3 separate regions of the Homo sapiens genome follow, and regions 1 and 3 are each linked to region 2. Evidence: chromatin loops called from intact Hi-C (ENCODE). Cell type or tissue: PC-3. All regions are shown on one strand. Links, peaks and the distances in the headings refer to the core of each region. The heading gives the core; the rest is flanking DNA.

The links. Peaks named below come from ENCODE experiments on the same cell type or tissue, not always from the same donor. Only the 100,000 strongest peaks of a DNase experiment are listed, where the experiment ranks them.
Region 1: a loop joins it to region 2, with 5 times the contacts of the local background. A loop is called at or near these places in 2 of 110 quality-filtered maps.
Region 3: it touches region 2 in a loop (4-fold over the local background); 3 of 110 quality-filtered maps call a loop at or near these places.

The regions. Positions count from the first base shown.
Region 1 is chr12:88,551,129-88,559,052 of GRCh38, reverse strand. The region is part of intron 1 of KITLG (KIT ligand); the gene reads left to right. Among named protein-coding and RNA genes, the nearest start is that of KITLG, 25 kb to the left of the region's middle. In PC-3, for the core only: no CTCF peak of the experiment used is centred there; DNase peaks (open chromatin) are centred at 4,512 and 6,162; H3K4me3 peaks cover 412 bases; H3K27ac peaks cover 2,843 bases.
Region 2 is chr12:88,397,806-88,405,729 of GRCh38, reverse strand. The region is part of intron 1 of LOC124902978 (a long non-coding RNA gene); the gene reads left to right. Among named protein-coding and RNA genes, the nearest start is that of KITLG, 180 kb to the left of the region's middle. In PC-3, for the core only: no CTCF peak of the experiment used is centred there; DNase peaks (open chromatin) are centred at 4,369 and 5,719; H3K4me3 peaks cover 685 bases; H3K27ac peaks cover 1,235 bases.
Region 3 is chr12:88,322,150-88,330,073 of GRCh38, reverse strand. No RefSeq gene overlaps it. Among named protein-coding and RNA genes, the nearest start is that of TMTC3, 180 kb to the right of the region's middle. In PC-3, for the core only: no CTCF peak of the experiment used is centred there; a DNase peak (open chromatin) is centred at 4,813; H3K27ac peaks cover 2,247 bases.

The sequences.
Region 1 (7,924 bases), core at 1,916-6,915, 150 kb before region 2:
GAACAGGGGGTGTTTGGTTACATGAGTAAGTTCTTTAGTGGTGATTTGTGAGATTTTGGTGCACCCATCACCCAAGTAGTATACACTGTACCCAATTTGTCATCTTTTATCCCTCACCCCCCTCAAGTTACTCTAAATCAAGAGCACCTAGTATGTAGCCCTTCAATCAAATACAACGTTGTATATCTTTTAAGACATTTTTGTTTTGTTTGTTTTCTTTAACAATATAACACTCATGAACTATCTAAAATATTATATCTCAGACTTTATAGAGTACCTAATAATCACATAGAGGGCTTACTAAAAGATGTGCTTTCCTGAGATGCACCCTCAGAAATTTGGATTCCCTCTGACATGCAGGAATCTGTATTTTAATTAAACACCCCAGATGATTACACTTTCATCTAAACATAACACAGCTGACTCCCTTGGTTTCAGTTGGAACACCTTCAGTGAAAGAAGGAACATTTTAACAGTTTATTCCATCCCACTAAAAAGGCAGTTGGTATGTCTCACACACATTGCATAATTCGCAAAGCCAGTTTGTGACCTTTGCCAATCAAGCTTGTCATCTGATGTGACAGAGAAAACGATCAAGATTGTGAACGTTCTTTGAGCTCATGTCTCTAGCTCCACTCATTTTGATGATATTTGGAAGCAGTTAAAGTAGAGTATAAAGATTTAGTTTATTCTCATGTAGTAAAAGATCCAGGTTGGTGGGTGGCGGGTCGTGAGGGGTGGGGGGAACTTTGTTGAAAATTTTCTGAGCTGCTTCCTCAGATTTTTATTTATTTATTTATTTATTTAAAAGGTCTTGTGAGACTAAACTTGTCAGATTTTCAGTAGCAGATGTGAAAATACATATGAGCACATTAATTACATCCATAGTGGGAAAAAAACACAAAAAGGTTCTAGGAAATTCAGGCATTCAGTCTCAGATTGGGCACTTGGGATCAGATGGCAACTGAAGCCTATGCTCATTTCACATCACCAAATGGTTTGGAGTTCAAAATATTTTAGAGATTTTAAATAATTACATAATTTTTGATTTACATGAGATCTCACTTTCAGAAGCAAGTCACGTATTTGAAAGAGTATAAATTATGATTTATGTTTCTGTAGCTGTTTTTAGAGAGCTACAGCCCTCAGATTCTTGTACATCAGGGTGATGTACAACCCTCAGATTCTTGTACATCAGGGTAGTTCAATTTTAAGAGCAGCTAGTTGGCATAAGAGTAAACGGTGCCCGTGTCCATGGAGTGCTGAAGATGCAGATTTCAGAACTTTCATGAATTTTTAAAATTATGTTTCCATACTTTGGCCGGTGTTGGGGGAGGTCTGCTCGTCTTATTTCTTTGAAAATACACACTTATTGCAGAGAGTTGGCGGTAGATATATAAACCTAGCTAACTTAAAGGGCATCTGAGAAATGGCGTTTTTAGTTTTCCAGACGTGATAGTTGAGAATTAAACTAGTACCCATCAGTTTTCTAGACTAGCTCAGTCTGTTACACATCATTATCCTCACAGAAATTAGAATTAGTCATTAGCTCGCATCTCCTTAAAATTAAGTGGATTATACTGTGTAGGGGATTTTTTTCCCCTCTGCTTTGTATAACTGCTAAAGAGCTTTATGAATAGCTAATGATCTACTTTTTAAACCATTGTTACTAATTAGATAGTCTATACTGCTGTCACAAATGCTTACTCTATTATGTACATCTTTATTAAAATTAGTAACAGTAAAAACCTGAACACTCAGGCCCTATATTCTTGCCTGAGGTACCAGTCTTTTATCAGGGATTTTTACACAGGGTCAAAACTTCTGAGCTCACCTGGCTCTGTTAACCCCAGGTGAGTTGTTCCCTATTCCTAGGCCATTTAAAAAAGAGAAATGCTGAGTTTATTATTTTAGTCCCACTCTTTCAGGGCTGTGTGTTCCCTTCTACCAAGACCGAAGTGAACTTTTCTAGCCCTTTCCATGATCACTCACTCTCTTCTTTCTTTTTTGGCAAACTGTAGTAATATACCCTTGAAATTCCCTCATACTCATTCACTCCTGTAGTCCATCCACTGTGATTGACTTTTAGTTCCATCAACTCAATGGCAACTGCCCTCATTAAGGTCAGCTCCATTAAGTACTCTTTAGTAAACATCATATTGACATCTTTTAGTGCTTGTTTTATTCATTGCCCTCTCCCTTTGGTATTTTTTTTCCATTGGCTGCTGTACCCCACAATCAACTGATTTCCCTCTCATGTATTTGGCTTCACATTCTCTCATCTCCTACACAGATAGTTCATGATAGAATGGTATCTATCTATGGTATGGTAGTATTCACTAAGGTTTTTGGTGATAAACTCCCAGACTCCTGCTGCCTCTTCTCTTCCTACATATCTGGATCAGCAGATAGCACCACTTTTTACACAGTCACCCAAACTGGAACCTGGAAGTCATTTGTGCCTCTTCCCCTTTTGACCCTACCCTCTTTTCATTAGTCACCAAGATCTTCCGTTCTACTTCCATATCCTGTTGAACGTGTTCATTTCTCTCCATTCTCACTGCCACTGCCCTAGTTAAGGCCCTTATCATCTCAGCTTTGGATTACTTCAGTGACCTCCTAATGGGCCTCATGCCCCCAGGTTTGTTGCCCTCTCTCCCCCAGTCCATCCTTCATTCTGATGCCTGATAAACCTTTTAACAATAAATCAGATCTTGACACTCCCTTGCTTAAAATCATTCCAGGTCTCCCCAGTGCTTTTAAAATGAAATCTAAATCAATTAGCAAGGAGGGCCTCTGCATATCTCTCTAGCCTTGCCTTTTTTTTTTTTTTTGCTTATTCTTTGAAACTTATTTTCCAATGGAGTAAAAAAATCACAGAATTCTAAGAACATGCCTTGTTTCCACACTTCTGTGGGCACCTGCTACTTCCTCTCTCAGGGGTCTTCTCCCTCACTAACTTTGAGTTGGCTGCCCCCGATCACCTTTGGAGAAGCTTCTCCCCCCAGAAACTATCAGCCCCTCCCTCAAATGCCCCTGTCCCCCAAATGCCCCCCTCCCCAAGTCAGGTTTAGCTGTACTTGGGGCAGGGGGCAGTTGAGGGAGGGGCTGGGCCTTTTCTCTCTGACTCCCACCACTGTGCTGTGTTCTCTAGTAGCTTGAGCTTCCTGAGGCCAGTGATCATAGTCTTTCTGTCTTTATCTTATGTATTTATTAGATACTCCATACATGTCTGTTAAATGAAGAAGTGGCCCCTGGGATAATGTTACTAGAAGTCTGAAAGCACCCAATTTTGTTTTTATAAGAAGAAACAACTTATCGCTTTATTTTTTGGGTTTCTCCCCTCCCTCTAGCTATGTAAATTTTTGTTTAAGCTATAGCTAAGTGTAACTTGATTTACCTGCTCGACTCATTTATTCAACCTGGTAATAACTTGACATGTAATTTCAATTTGAAACTGATTGAGTTAAAGAGACCTATATGCCTTCTGTAACATGACCCTTTAAAATAAAATTTAGTAGTTCATTAAATATAAATGAAGTCAGTTTTATTATCTAACTGGCCTAGTATTTTTCTTTCCAGCATAGATAGTGTAGGTTTTGGTTTATATCCAATCCAGCAATTTCCTAGCAAAGTGGCCATAAGGAAGTTACCTAATCTCTCCCGAATTGTGTTTTGCTCACCTGCAGAGTAGGGTAATAATATCTACCTGGTTGATGGGAGGATTACAGGAAATAATATCTGCAAACTGCTTGTCCTATGCACAGCCCCTTAGAAGTCAATATATTTTGAGTTATTTCCACTTTAAGTAGTATTTACATGTAGAACGAGGACTGATTATTAAAGGGTGAATTTCCCCAAATTTTTCTCATGCATTGAATACCTTGAAATCTTTAAATTCCCGTTACATTAAATTCCCTTATTATATTACATTGTCTGCCTTTTCATATTAAGCAACTTCTTTCTAGTTTTTTTTTGTTATAAGAGCATATTCATTACATATTTTAATGATCACCCATATTTTAAAACATTTTTAGCTTACTTCTTCACAAAAGGGAAGTTAGAAGAGTATCTTTACAAGATTTTGGCACCCACCAATTTGGACTCCAAGTTGGTCTGAGTTTCAATTAGTTACTCTGGTAACATCTGTTTTATTGATAGTAGTTAAGTTTCAAAAACTAACAAATCTACTAAATGTTTCAGTTGTCCCTTTAAGATTACTTAACAGTGCTTAGAGAAGAATTTTAGTCTGTGTAAGATGATTAGGTATTTTCCTTATAATGTTTAATGGTAAATTTTTAAGCAATTAAAAAGATCTGAAAAAAGAAGTCATATAGAACTGAATGGTTATTCACCAAATGAGGATCCTGTTGTTGGTTTACATAGATTATTTTTGGAAGATATGGTTCATATGAGTTAAGAAGACCTGAACTCAGGACCAATTACCATACCTGTATCTTGGTAACTTGCTTTCCTGTCTTTGGGTAGTTGAGCCAGTTGGCTCTCTTCCAAAATACATTTGGGCTACAAGGGAACTGCCTGCTTCAATAGCTGGTATGCAGGATTAAAGAGAAGATGAATGTTGTTTTTGGCAGCAGCTGCTGTTTTGTTCAGGGCAGCTCTAATACCATTTCGTAGGTCTGTGCATAAAGAAAATGAGCTACACAAACACTTAACTCTCTTTTTGACTTTGTGACGTCTGTAATATGGACCCTGACAATGCATATTTTAAAATCACTTCTCATATTCATAGAGAAAAAAAGGCTTTTTTTCTGTATTTTATTTTTTTGTTTTTCCAAGTTTAGAGGATTGGTATCTTCTGGTTTCTTGAACAGCATATGTCCCCCTGATATTCTTAGGCTGCATGCATTTTAATTTCTACTGAAGGAAAGGAATCTGCAGTGTGACTTATGTGTTGCAACACACGTTCAGATTAAGTCCATGGTTTGTTTTGGGTGTTTGTAGCTCCTTTTCCTGGCATGTGGCCTTTTACTGTAAGGAAAGCTCTGTGTTCAGGAGGGATTGGTTATTGAGTGAATAGTCCACTGGAGTCTGCTGATGTTTGTTCTCAACAAAAATGAAAATTAAGCAAGACCTTTGCCTTTGAGGTCTTCAACCTCATCTTCTTGTAAATCCCTCCCACCCCAGACTTCTTTAAAGTACTTTTCTAGTACTGTCTGCTACTGTCTGCTCCCAGAAAAGGACCAGCCACATCTGTCACTGATGTTAACATAAATTTTAGTCAGTATTACTTCCCTCTACCAGAACTGTTTCTACTGCATGCCTTGGTTGTAACAGTGCACACAGATTTCTCATTATTTTTTTTCCTAATCATGTAAATGATTTGAAGGCAACATTTAGCAATGAAAGGATTATTGGAATTTTGTGTGTTGTGGGGGAATAAACGGGGGACACTTTTGATGCATGTTTCTGAAAACAAAAATCGAGAACTACCCAGGACGATATGTGTCTATACAATGAAAGACTATCCAGAAATGAGGGGTTATCACACAATGAGCTTGACCTAGAGAGAAAAGTTGTACAATGATAAAACAAAGTAGCCAAAGAAAAATGTCATATACAGCTGCAGAGAATGTTAACAGAAAAAAAAAATAGATGATTACCCAAACTGAAAAGATACATTTTAGAGCAGAAGTCACAAACACAGGGACATTTTGCTTCAGTGTATCTCCATTAGGGTGTGTGTGAGCGTGTGTGCACACCCACATATTTAGGCACCCTATTCCCTCAGAGTTTCCAGAAATTGGAAGAAGAGGAAGAGAAAACAAAGATAAATATTTTGTTGATATATTGGAACATGTCATTTAATTGGAAGTCAGTTGTCTGTTAACTGAAGCTACTCTAAACACAGTTCAGAACTAAGAAATAAATGAAAAAGGTGTGTGAACTCAAAGTCAGTGTCAAAATATTCATGTGCTAAAGGTCATACTCTTTGTATATGGGAGATCTACTCTATAAAGTCTTTTCTCAGAAAGTTTTACTCAAACATTTTTGAAGTACTTGTCTTCTGGTTTCCTAGCCGATGCAAAGCCCATAAACCACACAACAAATAATTGCATAACACCCATAGTTTGAATAGTTTCTCATTTGATTCTTACTACTAGTTCATGAGATGGGTAAGGCAAAAATTATTTTTACTATCATTTTATAGGCTGATAAATGGATACTCAGGGAGATTAGCTGACTTGTTTGAAGTCACATGGGAAGGGACTGAGAGGTTTTCTGGATCCATGTTCTGCCCATGGTTTCCAAAAGCGTTTTTTTTTTTTAATTTCTTCTTGCCCTTGGAAACCTTTGTTTAAACAGAATCTTACTCAGAGGCATGAACAAATAAAACAACAAAAAAAGCTGAGCTGCTCTGCTTAAAATAAAGGGTGCGGGCCAATAATTCTGGCAGAGGCAATTCACTTTCCTCATTTGGAATAGCTTGACCATCACTACACTACACCTTTCATTCATTCATTCATTCCAAAAGTATTTCAATTGAGCTGTGTTTTATTTTTCTATTGCTGCTGTAATAAATTACCAAAAATTTAGTGACTGGCCGGGTGCAGTGGCTCATACCTGTAATCTCAGCATTTTGGGAGGCTGAAGTGGGTGGATTACCTGAGCTCAGGAGTTCAAGACCAGCCTGGCCAACATGGTGAAACTCTGTCTCTACCAAAAATACAAAAAAAAAAAGAAAAGAAAAAGGCCAGCCATGGTGGCAGGCACCTATAATCCCAGCTACTTGGGAGGCTGAGGCAGGAGAATCACTTGAATCTGGGAGGCGGAGGTTGCAGTGAGCCGAGATTGCACCACTGCATCCCAGCCTGAGCAACAGAGAGAGACTCTGTCAAAAAAAAAAAAAAAAAATTATCATAATTTTGAAGATCAAATGTTCAAAATAAGGCTCACTTACATCAAAGTATCAGTTGGACTATGTTGCTTTCCAAAGGCTCTAGGGGAGAATCTATTTCTTTCTCTTTTGCAGCTTCTAGAAGCTGCCTACATTTCTTGACTCTTGGTCCCTTCTCTCTATTTTCAATGCCAGCAAGGACATGTTGAGTCCTTTTCAGGTCACATTTCCCCGACCCTTCTTCCATCATCGCACCTCTCTCTGAACAGAGCTGGAAAATAGTCTCCATTTTTAAGGACCATGGGGATTAGATTGGACCCAGGGAATCTAGGATAGTCTCTTCATCTCTAGTTCTTAACGTAATCATGTCTGGAAAGTCCATTTTGCCATGTGTGGTGATGTATTCACAAGTTCCAAGAATTAGGACATGGACATCTTTGGGGCCATTATACTTCCTGCTGTAAGCTCCCATATGGGACACATGTTGTGTTCATCATCAAGAGTGCAGGAGACTAGAAATAGGCATGTTAGCAGTAACAATATGTTGCAAGTAATGACCTGACAATCTGGGGGAAACAGGAAAACTAAGGAACAAACAAATGAAACCTAAAATAAATTTTTAAAAGTTATACAAACAAGTACAGTAATTTGGAACCACTTGGAGAAGGGAAGCTACAACTACATAACTGAGATACTTTGAAAGTCTTCCTTTTATTTGATGAACCTGAACCGTCACAGAAAAGCAAAGTTTAATATTTCAATTCACTGTTTAAGAAATCAAAGTGTGTGTACAATATTAGAAAGACTTCTGTGTAGAAAAGTTAATACTGAAAAGTTTCTTTTTTATATAAAGAAGTAAGCTCTGCATTTCAGCTCTCTCCTGAGTATACTGATGAAGGAGGTGTCATTACTGCTTGGCAAAAATCTCAATATTTCTAACTTGATTATCTCCCTGTCCTAATGTTTAGCTATGCCAGAATGAATTCTTTAATTTTATGAAAGGTGGATATTTTTAATGGTAGCAAAGTATATGCAAAATTAAATTACAATATGAATTTATTTATA
Region 2 (7,924 bases), core at 1,455-6,454:
ATTAGATCCCATTTGTCAATTTTGTCTTTTGTTGCCATTGCTTTTGGTGTTTTAGACATGAAGTCCTTGCCCATGCCTATGTCCTGAATGGCATTGCCTAGGTTTTCTTCTAGGGTTTTTATGGTTTTAGGTCTAACACAGAAGTCTTTCATCCATCTTGAATTAATTTTTGTATAAAGGGTAAGGAAAGGATCCAGTTTCAGCTTTCTACATATGGCTAGCCAGTTTTCCCAGCACCATTTATTAAATAGGGAATCCTTTCCCCATTGCTTGTTTTTGTCAGGTTTGTCAAAGATCAGATGGTTGTAGATATGCAGCATTATTTCTGAGGGTTCTGTTCTGTTCCATTGATCTATATCTCTGTTTTGGTACCAGTACCATGCTGTTTTGGTTACTGTAACCTTATAGTATAGTTTGAAGTCAAGTAGCGTGATGCCTCCAGATTTGTTCTTTTGGCTTAGGATTGACTTGGTGATGTGGGCTCTTTTTTGGTTCCATATGAACCTTAAAGTAGTTTTTTCCAATTCTGTGAAGAAAGTCATTGGTAGCTTGATGGGGATGGCATTGAATCTACAAATTACCTTGGGCAGTATGGCCATTTTCACGATATTGATTCTTCCTACCCATGAGCATGGAATGTTCTTCCATTTCTTTGTATCCTCTTTTATTTCCTTGAGCAGTGGTTTGTAGTTCTCCTTGAAGAGGTCCTTCACATCCCTTGTAAGTTGGATTCCTAGGTATTTCATTCTCTTTGAAGCAATTGTGAATGGGAGTTCACTCATGATTTGGCTCTCTGTTTGTCTGTTATTGGTGTATAAGAATGCTTGTGATTTTTGTACATTGATTTTGTAACCTGAGACTTTGCTGAAGTTGCCTATCAGCTTAAGGAGATTTTGTGCTGAGACGATGGGGTTTTCTAGATATACAATATGTCATCTGCAAACAGGGACAATTTGACTTCCTCTTTTCCTAATTGAATACCCTTTATTTCCTTCTCCTGCCTAATTGCCCTGGCCAGAACTTCCAACACTATGTTGAATAGGAGTGGTGAGAGAGGGCATCCCTGTCTTGTGCCAGTTTTCAAAGGGAATGCTTCCAGTTTTTGCCCATTTAGTGTGATATTGGCTGTGGGTTTGTCATAGATAGCTCTTATTATTTTGAGATACGTCCCATCAATACCTAATTTATTGAGAGTTTTTAGCATGAAGCATTGTTGAATTTTGTCAAAGGCCTTTTCTGCATCTATTGAGATGATCAGGTGGTTTTTGTCATTGGTTCTGTTTATACGCTGGATTATGTTTATTGATTTTCATATGTTGAACCAGCCTTGCATCCCAGGGATGAAGCCCACTTGATCATGGTGGATAAGCTTTTTGATGTGCTGCTGGATTCGGTTTGCCAGTATTTTATTGAGGATTTTTGCATCAATGTTCATCAGGGATATTGATCTAAAATTCTCTTTTTTTGTTGTGTTTCTGCCAGGCTTTGGGATCAGGATGATGCTGGCCTCATAAAATGAGTTAGGGAGGATTCCCTCTTTTTCTGTTGAGTGGAATAGTTTCAGAAGGAATGATACCAGCTCCTCCTTGTACCTCTGGTAGAATTCGGCTGTGAATCCATCTGGTCCTGGACTTGTTTTGGTTGGTAAGCTATTAATTATTGCCTCAATTTCAGAGCCTGTTATTGGTCTATTCAGAGATTCAACTTCTTCTTGGTTTAGTCTTGGGAGAGTGTATGTGTCGAGGAATTTATCCATTTCTTCTAGATTTTCTAGTTTATTTGCACAGAGGTGTTTATAGTATTCTCTGATGGTAGTTTTTAATTCTGTAGCATCAGTGGTGATTTCCCCTTTATCATTTTTTATTGCATCTATTTGATTCTTCTCTCCTTTCTTCTTTATTTGTCTTGCTAGTGGTCTATCAATTTTGTTGACCTTTTCAAAAAACCAGCTCCTGGATTCATTGATTTTTTGAAGGGTTTTTTGTGTCTCTATTTCCTTCAGTTCTGCTCTGATCTTGGTTATTATTTGCCCTCTGCTAGCTTTTGAATGTGTTTGCTCTTGCTTCTCTAGTTCTTTTAATTGTGATGTTAGGGTGTCAATTTTAGATCTTTCCTGCTTTCTCTTGTGGGCATTTAGTGCTATAAATTTCCCTCTACACACTGCTTTGAATGTGTCCCAGAGATTCTGGTATGTTGTGTCTTTGTTCTCGTTGGTTTCAAAGAACATCTTTATTTCTGCCTTCATTTCGTTATGTACCCTGTAGTCATTCAGGAGCAGGTTGTTCAGTTTCCATGTAGTTGAGCGGTTTTGAGGGAGTTTCTTAATCCTGAGTTCTAGTTTGATTGCACTGTGGTCTGAGAGACAGTTTGTTATAATTTCTGTTCTTCTACATTTGCTGAGGAGAGCTTTACTTCCAACTATGTGGTCAATTTTGGAATAGGTGTGGTGTGGTGCTGAAAAAAATGTATATTCTGTTGATTTGGGGTGGAGAGTTCTGTAGATGTCTATTAGGTCCACTTGGTGCAGAGCTGAGTTCAATTCCTGGATATCCTTTTTAACTTTCTGTCTCATTGATCTGTCTAATGTTGACAGTGGGGTGTTAAAGTCTCCCATTATTATTGTGTGGGAGTCTAAGTCTCTTTGTAGGTCTCTAAGGACTTGCTTTATGAATCTGGGTGCTCCTGTATTGGGTGCATATATATTTAGGATAGTTAACTCTTCCTGTGAAATTGATCCCTTTACCATTGTGTAATGGCCTTCTTTGTCTCTTTTGATCTTTGTTGGTTTAAAGTCTGTTTTATCAGAGACTAGGATTGCAACCCCTGCCTTTTTTTGTTTTCCATTTGCGTGGTAGATCTTCCTCCATCCCTTTATTTTGAGCCTATGTGTGTCTTTGCATGTGAAATGGGTTTCCTGAACACAGCACACTGATGGGTCTTGACTCTTTATCCAATTTGCCAGTCTGTGTCTTTTAATTGGAGCATTTTGCCCATTTACATTTAAGGTTAATATTGTTATGTGTGAATTTGATCCTGTCATTATGATGTTAGCTGGTTATTTTGCTCATTAGTTGATGCATTTTCTTCCTAGCCTGATGGTCTTTACAATTTGGCATGTTTTTGAAGTGGCTGGTACCGGTTGTTCCTTTCTATGTTTAGTGCTTCCTCCAGGAGCTCTTTTAGGGCAGGCCTGGTGGTGACAAAATCTCTCAGCATTTGCTACGTGATGAATGCACAAGACTCAGTAGCCGATTTGATCAGGAAGAAAGGGTATCAGTGATGGAAAATCAAATGAATGAAATGAAGCGAGAAGAGAAGTTTAGAGAAAAAAGAATAAAAAGAAACAAGCAAAGCCTCCAAGAAATATGGGACTATGTGAAAAGACCAAATCTACATCTGATTGGTGTACCTGAAAGTGACAGGGAGAATGGAACCAAGTTGGATAACACTCTGCAGGATATTATCCAGGAGAACTTTCCCAATCTAGAAAGGCAGGCCAACATTGAATTTCAGGAAATACAGAGAATACCACAAAGATACTCCTCGAGAAGAGCAACTCCAAGACACATAATTGTCAGATTCACCAAAGTTGAAATGAGGGAAAAAATGTTAAGGGCAGCCAGAGAGAAAGGCTGGGTTACCCACAAAGGGAAGCCCATCAGACTAACAGCTGATCTCTCAGCAGAAACTCTACAAGCCAGAAGAGAGTGGGGGCTAATATTCAACATTCTTAAAGGAAAGAATTTTCAACACAGAATTTCATATCCAGCCAAACTAAGCTTCATAAGTGAAGGAGAAGTAAAATACTTTACAGGAGCTGTGTAATTTTTATGAGAGTATGAAATATTTAGATAGTCATTTTGTGTTTGCCTACTGTTTCTTAGGATTCCACCCCTTATAAACAATCCTTTCTCCAACCTCTTATAAACTCTGGTTATGCTTAAACTTAGAAAGCTGAAGCCCCAATTTCCTTTTTCTCCCTTCCTTCTCTCCAATTCTCTCCTTTTATTCCTTTCAACAAACATTTACTGAGCACTTACAGTTGGACACTTTGTTAAGATTCAATAAATAATCTTGTATTCTTTATAATAGCCTTAGGAGATAAATCATATTATAATTTTTCTCCATTAAACAAAAAAATGCTAAGAGAAATTAAGATTTAGAGATGGCAAGAAATTTGTTCAAGTTCACACAAGTAGGTAGTGGGGGAGTTGAGCTTCATCAAGTTAGCTACAGATTCTGTATTCTAACAAATTAAACAACACTGTCTCTCAGCTGTGTGCAAAGTGCATCAAAGTGTAATAACAAGATCAATGTTTTTATATATATGTAGAAGGTATGAGTCATCTCATAAATCTCAGAAGCCTGTCTCAGACATTTTTGCCAAGCATGCATTTTCACAGCAAGTCAGAGACTGGTTAAGTATTTTAATATGAAAGATAGGAAGTTTACCTTTCCAAAACAGTTCGCTGCAAGGCAGTTTGATTTTATGTAACATGCTTTCATTTTCTATGTTCGATTTGCAAAACATCACTTACTCTTTGATGATTTTTGAGGTCTAGGCAAGAAATGAAATGGTGAAGTTGCAGAGAGCTTAAACGTGTAATTAAGAATATCTTCGAGAGGGCTGAAAGGAAGTCATTTTTGCTGTATGTTTACCAGTTGCATTGCAAGGGTAGATTTTGGTATTGCTTAGCAGAAGACTCTTTTTGTTTTGTCTACATATGCCTATGTTGTCAATATTGTTTGAAAAAGTTTGCCTTAGCACAGAAAAAATGTCATACATTGAAATTTTTATTAAACCAACGTACCAGTAAAATTCAGATGTTAACACAGATTCTCCAGACATGAAATAAACATAAGTATTTTTTATTTCTTATCCATCCACTGATATTACAAATTATACAGGATGAACATATGTATGAAAACATATGTATTCCCTTAGAAAAGGTTAGTAACTTTTGGACTGTTGACAAGATTATGCATGCAGTAACTTGTGGTTACAATTTTAAGTGACATTAAATACTATCTTGTAGAACTTAACCTATATTGCTCAGGAGAAGTGTGATCATTCTAACTCATCCCTGGCAAGAAGGTATTATACGCATAGCTTTATTTCTTTATTTCTTTATTAAGAATATTAGGTGCAAAAGGCATTGTGGTTTTGCCATTAGTTTAACCGCAAAAACTGCACCAACTTAATACCATCTGTTGCACATTTCGAAAGACTTTCTTGAGGCTTTGTCCTGTATTAGAAGCAAGCTCCAGCAACTCCAGTTATATAAATGATGCCACAGTTATATAAGGTTCTTTATTTTTCAACAAAGCACAACATCCTTATACTACAGATGAAATTATTGTGGGAAATTTAAGATTGCACAGAAGATTAAGAAGTAGAACCTCAAAAAGGATTACAGGAAAGTAAATAATTTAGAGTAATACATCTTTCTTCTCACTTTTGTAATTTTACATAGTAGTTGTTGCTTGGGTTTATATTGTTTATTATTAAGGCTAAAATATATATACTTTAATATGGAATTAATGCCACAGATATGGGAGTATATTCATTTATATATATATATATATATGCATGTTAGTAGCTTGTTTCTTAATGAAGTACTAGTAGATATTTTTTGAATTTTGTTTTTTGGTTAGTCATCATTCAAGTTGAAACCTTGTCACACACATCTCTAGTCCATTGGCACGTAAAATTATTGTTTTGTTCGAATGACTCAGTAAATCAGGAATTTGTGTCATCAAAGGTGTGTTAAAGTTGCTCTGGAAAAAAAATAAGTCAATTCTCTATACCAGGAAAAATTACATTACATATGTATAGTACTGTAAAATGAGTAGGAGCACCATAGCTAGACATACATGGGTTCAACTTCCTCCCTGGCCAATTTTTAGCTGAATTACCTTGAACCTCAATTCCCTCATCTAAATTGGGATAATAATTTGTATCATATAGGAGTGACATGAAGATGCATGGGAGATGAAATGAAAATTAAAGCAGATCCAGAGATAGAATAGCCAAACATGATGATGATGATAAAGGCTATTATTATGAACTATGTGACAGGCACTGCATCAAGGGCTACACATACACATTTAAATCTCTCAACAACCCCATTAAGTAGCTTTTACTATCCCAAACTTACACAAGGCAAATAACATTCAAGGACATTTTAAAAAACTAGTCAAGGTATCACCATTATTAGTTGACCATATGGGATTATTGAACCCATGCCTTTGTGATACCAAAAGTTGAGCTTCTTATTACCATACTTATACAAAACCTCAGGTGCAGTATCTGGGATAGAATATATACTCAGCAAAAGTAGACTAGTTCTGTGTAAGTGTATGCGTATGTATTTTACTAGAAAAAAAGTATTTTCTCTATTGGTTATCCCATGTGAACTAGATTTTAAATGTCTTTACATTGTTATGTGACACATAATAAAATTACTGTTTCTTACTTCTATTATCTTAAATTATTTTTCAAATATTTCTTCAAATATATATATTTTTAATTTTTGTAGATTCGGGGAATACATGTTCATGTTCGTTGCATGGATATAATACATAATAGTGGCTGGGCGCGGTGGCTCACGCCTGTAATCCCAGCACTTTGGGAGGCTGAGGCAGGCAGATCACCTGATGCCAAGAGTTCGAGACTAGCCTGGCAAACATGGCAAAAACCCATCTCTACTAAAAATTATCTATATAAAAATTAGCTATCTATTATCTATATAAAATATTTATATAAAAATTAGCTGGGGGTGGTGGCACACACCTGTAGTCCCAGTTACTCGAGAGGCTGAGGCAGGAGAGGTGGAGGTTGTGGTGAGCTGAAATTGTGCCACTGCACTCCAGCCTGGGCAACAGAGCGAGACTCTGTTTCAAAACAAACAAACAACAACAACAACAACAACAACAACAAAAACATAATATTGTTGTACCCAATAGGTAATTTTTCAACTCTAACTCACCTTCTTCCCTCCCTGCTTTTGAAGTCCCCATGATTTCCTTCTGTATATTCATGTGTACTCATTGTTTAGCTCTCACTAACAAGTGAGCACATGTGGTGTTTGATTTTCTGTTTCTGAGTTATGTTACTTGGATATGGCTTCCAACTCCATCCACGTTGCTGCATAAGAGAGGATTTCATCGTTTTTTATTGTTGAGTAGTATTCCATTGTGTATCTATATAACATTTTCTTTATCCAATTATCCATTGATGGACACTTAGATTGATATCAATACTTTGCTATTGTGAATAGTGCTGTCATAAACATTAAGAATGCAGATGTCTTTTTGATATAATTATTTATTTTCCTTCAGGTAGATACTCAGTAGTAGAATTGCTGGGTCTAATGGTAGTTCTAATTTTAGTTCTTTAAGAAATCTCCATACTGTTTTCCATATAGATTGTACTAATTTACATTCCCACCAGCAGTGTAGAAGCATTCCTTTTATGCCACATCTTTGCCAACATCTGTTATTTGTTGACTTGTTAATAATATCCTGATGGGTGTGAGATGATATTTCAATGTGATTTTAATTTGCATTTCTCTGATGATTAGTAATGTTGAGCATTTTTTCATATGTTCATTGGCTACTTGAATATGCTCTTTTGAGAAATGTCTGTTTGTGTCGTTTGCTTAATTTTTAATGAGGTTTGTTGTTTTTCGTGTTGAGTTATTTGAGTTCCTTGTAGATTCTGTATATTAGACATTCGCTGGATGAGTAGTTTGCAAATATTTTCTCCCTTTCTATAGGCTGCTTGTTTCACTGTTGATTATTTCTTTTACTGTGCAGAAGCATTTTAGTTTAATTAAGTTCCATTTGCCTATTTTTGTTTTGGTTGCATTTGCTTTTGAGATCTTAGTCATAAATACCAATGTCCAGAAGAGTTGTCACTAGG
Region 3 (7,924 bases), core at 1,916-6,915, 76 kb after region 2:
GCTCTCCTTAAGTGATCTCACTCACTTCTCAGTCTTTAATATCCCTTTCCAAGTCTGCAGCTCCACCCAAAACCTTTCTCATGAATATTAGTCCTGTTTAATTGCTTGCCTGTAGGTATATGACAAAAGAAACAAGCTCTGCATATTCAAAGATTAATGATTTTTTAATGAAATTCTGTTCTTCCTACTGTATGCTAGTCATCACTAAGATTCATCTACTCACTAAAGTCTGTATATCTAAAAGTTGTCCAAGAGTGTCTCTATTTCATCACTCCCCACCCGTGGTCAATGCCTCATTAATTCTTGCAAACCTATTTTCTCATTTTCATCTCTGACACCATAACCCTAATTTGATTCATTATAATTATTTTCTGTAACTTCGTAAAAGGTTCCAAAACTCAGCCCCAATCCCTTTCCAATAGAATTGACTTTTATATGTCTTAATTTGTATGATTTTCTTGCATAACTAAAGTCAGTCTGGTACTAATTGTTTTAAAAAGCATATGAGCAGCCTTCAAAAAGCATATTTGTTTTCAAAAAGCATATTTTCTGAGACTTTGCTTATCTGACCATGCTTTTCTCTTGTTTGTTGTTGATATGGTTTGGCTGTGTACTCACCCAAATTTCATCTTGAATTATAGCTCCCATAATTCCCATGTGTTATGGGAGGGACACAGTGGGAGGTAATTGAATCATGGGGGCAAGTCTTTCACATGCTGTTCTCATGATAGTGAATAAGTCTTATGAGATTTGATGGTTCTATAAAGAGGAGTTCCCCTGCACATGCTCTCCTTTTGCTTGCCACCATGTAAGACATGACTTTGCCCCTCCTTGCCCTCCACCATAATTATGAGACCCCCCAAGCCATGTGGAACTCTGAGTAAACGAAACCTCTTTTCTTTACAAATTACCCAGTCTCAGGTATATCTTTATTAGCAGCGTGAGAACAGACTAATACCCTTGTTAAAAACAACTTAGCAGGGTGCTAAAATCTAGATCAAAGACATTTCCTCTCAAGTATCATAGGGGCTGCATACCACAATTTAAAAAGCACATGTTTTGGAATCAAGTAAACTTACATTAGATTTTATTTCTATAACTTTATGGCTATGAGATTTTGGTCATGCTCTGTGTCTGAATCTCAGTTTCTACAAATGAGGATATATTACCTACCTCATAGGGTTGTTGTTTGAAATAAAGAGATAAAATATGTAAGTATGTTAAATGCAGCAGGCATTCAAATAAATGATATGATAAATATTTTTATTATTAGATGTTTCTTGTTATTCTGGTACTTAGGGCTGTACAAGCAGTCTGAGTATACTCTAATTCCTGTTCTGAGGGTAAGATTTTGGTTGCTTGTTCTTTTAGTCATTGTTTCTATGCTGGATAAAAAGAGGACTTTTAACTTATGACTGCACCTCAAAAAATAATATATCTAAATGTATATATTTTAATGGATTTTTTTCTAGAATGTAGTGAGCTCTTTGAACAGATACCCAGATCCTTTTTCAGCACAGAAAATTGTTTTTTATTTATGCTTCTTTTAATTGCTTATTCTGATTTTACTGGTGATATGGTTTGGCTCTGTGTCCCCATCCAAACTCATCTCAAAATGTAATCCCCATTTGTCAAGGGAGGGACCTGGCGGGAGGGGATTGGATCATGGGGCTGGTTTATAACAGTTTAGCACCATCCTCCTAGTGTTGTCTTGTGATGGAATTCTCATGAGATCTGGTGGTTTAAAAGTGTAGTGCTTCCCCGTTTTGCTCTCTCTCTCCTGCTGCAATGTAAGTTGTGACTTGCTTCCCCTTCATCTATGATTGTAACTTTCCTGAGGCCTCGCCAGCCATGTGGAACTGTGAATCAATTAAACTTTTTTCCTTTATAAATTAACCAGTCTCAGGTAGTTCATTATAGCAGTGCAAAAACAGACTGGTACAACTGGTTTTTATTTTTGAGATTTTTTTGCAGCTAAATGTACTCTCTGTATACTGACTCTATATTCTTTGTACACCATGTCTTTTATCTTCACTATCACAATTTTCTTATCTTTGTTCTCTCTATATATGTTCTGTGAGAGCTTTGGAAGTTTATACACTGATTTAATTTTCTACAATATCTTTTACTGCTTCTTTAACTCTGCAGTGGATTTTATCTATGCTATTTTTCTTATTTTTTAGAAATCCTTACTTAGTCTTCTCTCTTTTTATCTCTTTTTAACCTCTTGGTAATGTCCTTTTAATGCGTCATGTTTTCCCTTTATAATTTTCTGCTACTATTTCAAAAAGGCCAAGACTTCTTGCATTCTATTAAGGATGTACACTCATTTTCTAACCCATATGATAGACTGTATGTTAGGTTGTGTTTGAAATACTCTTTCCCCATGGTTTTGGATACTGTTTTTTCAAACCAAATCTTTTCAGATTTGTATTTGTCAACAGACAGGTTATGTGGATTGCCTCTGGTTCAATTCATACATTCTTGGATAATGATTAAATCTATTTCTCAAATCTACAGCTGGAGAGAAAGTTAATATAAAAAGCTCTTGGATAAATTCTCAGTTTTTTGCGAGAATATTCCTTGTTCAGCTATGTACCATTGGGACTGCTACTTATCCTTGATATGATTTGGATTTGTGCCCCTGCCCATATCCCATGTTAAGTTGTAGTCCCCAGTGTTGGAGGAGAGGCCTGGTAGGAGGGGATTGGATCATGAGGGTGGATTTTCCCTTACTATTCTTGTTATAGTGAGTGAGTTCTCACAAGATCTGGTTGTTTAAAAGTGTGTAGCAATTTCTTCTCTCTCTTCCTCCTTCTCCAGCCACGTAAGTCGTGCCTACTTCCCATTCACCCTCCTCCATGATTCTAAGTTTCCTGAGGCCTCCCCAGACATGCTTCCTGTACAGTCTGTGGAATTGAGTCAATTAAACCCCTTTTCTTTATAAACTACCCAGTCTCTGGTTGTTCTTTATAGCAATGAGAGAATGGACTAATACAGAAAACTGGTACCAGAAAGTGGGGCATTGCTGTAAAGATACCTGAAAATGTGGAAGCAGCTTTGGAACTGGATAATGGGTAGAGCCCACCCCTCGCATCAGTGTTGCCTGGATGTGACACATGGAGTCAAAGGAGATTATTTTGGGACTTTAAGATTTAATGACTGCCTTGCTGGGTTTCAAACTTGCACAGGGCCTGTAGCCCCTTGGTTTTGGCCAATTTATCCCTTTTGGAATGGGGGTAGTTAGCCAATGCCTGTACCCCCGTTGTATTTACTGAAGTAAATTTTTTTTTCTAATCACTTCAACTTTCATATATTTGACAAAGATTCCTCCCCAAATCTGACTCTAGGTAGTCTATGGACCTTAGTGTTTAATATTGCTTTGTAACATTTTCTCCCATTACCTTCGTAAATGTTTTAGTGGAAAGTAAGGGAAAAGACATTGGAGACTATCAGACAAATGCCATGTAACTAAAAATTCCAGATGAGATCATTTTTTGATTGATTCTTTTTTTAATTTCTTGTTAAATGTATTAAGGATTAGTTCAATCTCTGGTTAGACACCTTATTCAAATGCATTCAATTTATTCAAATTATGTTATTTAAAAGCATCTTTGATACTTGGTGGTCTTGAAGTTCCTAAATTTCTTTGATGTCATTCTGGTGTTCTTATCACATGTTACTGTCAAGAATCATATTGCAGAAATAACAAAGAAGAAAAATACATCAGAAATTTCACAGCATCTGATAGGCTCACTTTTGTATAGTTTTCCAGTTGAATTAATAGTTTTTTTATTTTTGAAAAAAGGTTGGAAAAGTAATGAATGCATTTTAGACAATTCGTCTGATCAGCATTGTGCTAAGTGCCTTCATGTATCATTCCCTATTTAAGTCTTTAAAAGAGAGGATATCTAACTATCATTATTACAGATGAGATAAAATGAGCCTCAGAGAAGTCAAGTGAGCTGTTCAATGTTATACTGTTGGTCAGTGTCCAGCTAAATTTGCAGCCTAGCTCAAATCTCAGTGGCTGCTGAGTCCCTGGCTCCAGCACACCATGATAAACGTTTAGTATCAGGGTGAAAACAACTGACACGTTTATATTTTGTATGCTGTCTTTAAACAAATTCTTAACCAGACACAAACAACAAATGGGTTACACTGATGCCAGCATTTTAAGATTTTTGTTATTCTGCCTTTTGCCGAAAGTTCGGTAAAGCAAATAGTTACAATAAAATACTTTTGAAAATATCTCTGCTCTCTCATAATACATCATAAACTGTTTATAAAATTAAAACATTTGAGTCACAACTTCCTGCTTGTTGTGTAATAATCTACTGTTTGAAAATAGTTGTTTTGATAGCTGGAATCTATTATTAATCATTTTGAGAAGACAGAGGTTTCTAAGTGGAAGGAATTTGAAGGAATGTAAGTTTATGGGCCTATGCCTACCCTCTAGAAATGCTAAGGATTCTACCTCCTTATTACACAAGCCATAAAGTCATCAACTATAGCTTCCAGCAGGGTGATACACCACTGTGCTCTGCTGGCCGTGAAGCCTGCAAGGAATTGGGCTCAAGTCCTATTTTTCAGGGAAGCTGGAGTAGAATTAACAGGAGTACATGGGCAAAACATGGATTAAAACTGTAGCCCTAATGGTGGATAGGAAGCAACAATGAGAAACAGTCACCAAAGAAACTCAAGAAAATACAGGCTAGTTATGGGCCAAATAGAGATAACTTATGGGAATTAAGTGAGCTGCAGAGCTGAGTCATTCCAGGAATTCTGCCTGAAAATGAGACAGGAGAGAACAAGGATATGGTTCAGCTACAGGGAAATAAACATAGGACAAGTATCAATAGACACAGACTCAACCCAGCTGGCTGAGTCAGTCAGAGTCATGTCTTCCCACCACAAGTGCTCAGGATTGGAAAAGCAAAGAAACTTTGGGTAGTAAGATGCAAAGCAAGGGAACTTATATCACTCTCTCCATCCACAATCTCATTATTATCATCACACACACACACACACACACACACACACACACACACATTACAGGCAAACAGATTTTGCAGAAACATGCTTGTTCTTTTACAATGTTAGGAGATGGACAAAACAGGACAGGTCTTGCTACTATTCATCTTGTTCAGGCATTTTTTAAATAAGAAAATCAAGCTTCTTGCAGCAGCTTGGATGCTGATAGTCAGTACTCACTGGATCTTCTTATTTGAGTATTTCCCCTACACAATAGGAAAAAGGGGACCTTTCTCTATAGGCTTAAAAAAGATGCAGAAAGTTTTCTGACTTAAAAGTACAACCCATAATTAACATAATTAATTTTAGAAAAATAAGAGAGACACTGATATGTGTTCATGGTCTATTATATGTAGGGTGGTCATGCAATTACGTATAAATAAGATATGTCATCTAATAGACAGCTAAAACTTAGGCATAAATAAATTTCAAAATACTGGTAACTTAGAATCACGTAATAATGTGATTCTGATGTTAACTGTCAATCCCTCCTGATAAAGATAATTGGTGAAACTTATTAGCCATTCATTATTCCTCTTTTACTTCTCACATTAGTTGCCTCTGTGACAATGCATTCTGGACTATTACTAGAGGTGATATACAAATTACAGCTGTTTCTATGTCTCTAAGTTAAACATAAGGGTCCAAAAAATTAAAAGTGTAAGAACTAATGTCACCAGTGGTGGTTCTCTTGATTTAGCCATGCCTTTCTATTGGCTACAACACAGATTCCTGCAAATACAAGGTTCACTTTCTTTTGAGTAGCTTCCTAGAAAATACCTGTAATAAAACAACTTCTTAATGTTTCCTTAGAATGTTGTCCACAGGTCTTTCTGACTGTTGATGAAAAGAAACCATTAAGGCCAAGATCTTTAAAACAGACTCTCTCTTCTTCATCCCTAAAACACTTTGCTCCATGGTTATTTAATTTAATTAAAAATTGAATATATCTTTGAGAGTAAAAGTTATCCAAATCAATGTTGTGATTTTGCTGTTTAATAGTTCTGTGTATACTGAATTAGCTGTAGGAATTAGGGGACATGGAAATGTATTAATATTTCCCCTTCAGAGTTATTCGATAATAGCTTTCAAATTTTTAAGTGTACATGCCCTGACATTTCTGTTTTCATAAAATTTTTCCTCAAATATATACATACAAATTCTTTGTTTTTATTTTTTTTAAATTTCTCACACTACATGGCTGTATATACAAATTCTTAAAGATTACATATAAGCACATGTATTGCAGTATAATTGATAAGTTGAAATCCATCTAAATGCCTATAATAGAGATTTGGCATATTAATTGCAGGAACCTTGCAATAAAATATTAGCAATTTTTAAAAGAATAAGGTAGATTCTGTAAGAGTCAATATAAAAAGACAACCAAAATATATTAAACAGAGAAAACAAAGCCTAAATTCCCATGTAAACTACAATCACAGTTATGTTTAAACATACATGTCTATGAAAATGCTTGTATATACATAAAACATTTCTAGAATGATATAAAAGATATGGTTTATAGTGCTTATCTCTGGAGAATATCTTAAAGGTGAAAGGAGGAAAGGATGATTTTGATGCATAAACATCTTTATTGTTTGACATTGTTAATTTTATATTATTTTTATTAAAAGTTTAGTATATATTTTCCATCCTACTGACCAAAGAGGTTGACAAAAGTAAGCACTCCTAATACCAAAACCCTTAAAGAGAGGGGAAAAAAAGTCTTTTTATGGTTGAAGTGATCCAAGACAGAAATAGTGGCACCAATTTTCCATGCTACCTTCTCCCAATTTTGAATTCATGAATGATCTTCTCAAGTTTTAGACATCCTTCAAGAGATGGCTATGATTGAAAATGCAGATTGTGTCAATTACACTTTTAGACCTTGACTTGTGCCTTAGTTTCCTAGGGCTGCCATAACAAATTAGCACACACCAAATGGCTTACAACAGAAATTTATTCCCACCCCCAGTTCTGGAAATTGAGAGTCCATAATTCAGGTATTGGCAAGACCATGCTCTCTCTGAAGGCTCTAGGTGAGAGTCTTTTCTTGCCTCTTCCAAGCCTCTGGTGATTACTGGTAATCCTTAGCATTCCTTGGCTTGCAGTTGCATTATTACAATCTCTGCCTCTGTCTTCACATGGCCTTCTCCCCCATGTCTGTCACTGTGTCTCTTTTCTTCTTATTGGAACAACAGTCAGATTAAATTAAGGCCCATACTAACCTAATATGACCATGTTTTAGCTTGATGTAATCCCATGATACAAAACCCTGTGACTAAATAAGTTCACATTCACAGGAATTGGAGTTTAGGCCATATATATATATATATATCTGGGAGACACCATTCAACTGCTACAACTTAATTGTTTTAGATTCTTCATTTTAAGTTGTTTATTCCATGGAATGAATTATAAGGGATTGTATAGGGGTAAGTGTAGCAGCTGAATTAGCAGTGTTGTTTCCACAACTATCTCAATTTCTGATGGGGCTTGATATGGTTTGCATCTGTGTCCTCCCCCAATCTCATGTCGGATTGTAATCTCCAATGTTGGAGGAGGACCTGCTGGGAGGTGATTGGATCATGGGAGCAGATTTCCCCCTTGCTGTTCTTGTGATAGTGAGCGAGTTCTCACGCAATCTGATTGTTTAAAAGTGTGTAGCACTTCCCCATGCTCTCTCTTCCTCCTGCTCTGTCCATGTAAGACATGCGTGCTTCCCCTTTGCTTTTGACCATGATTGTAAGTTTCCTGAGGCCTCCTCACCATGCTTCCTGTACAGCCTGTCGAACCATGAGCCAATTAAACCTCTTTTCTTTATAAATTACCCAGTCCCAGGTATTTATTTATAGCAATGTGAGAACAGACTAATACAGGGCTCAAA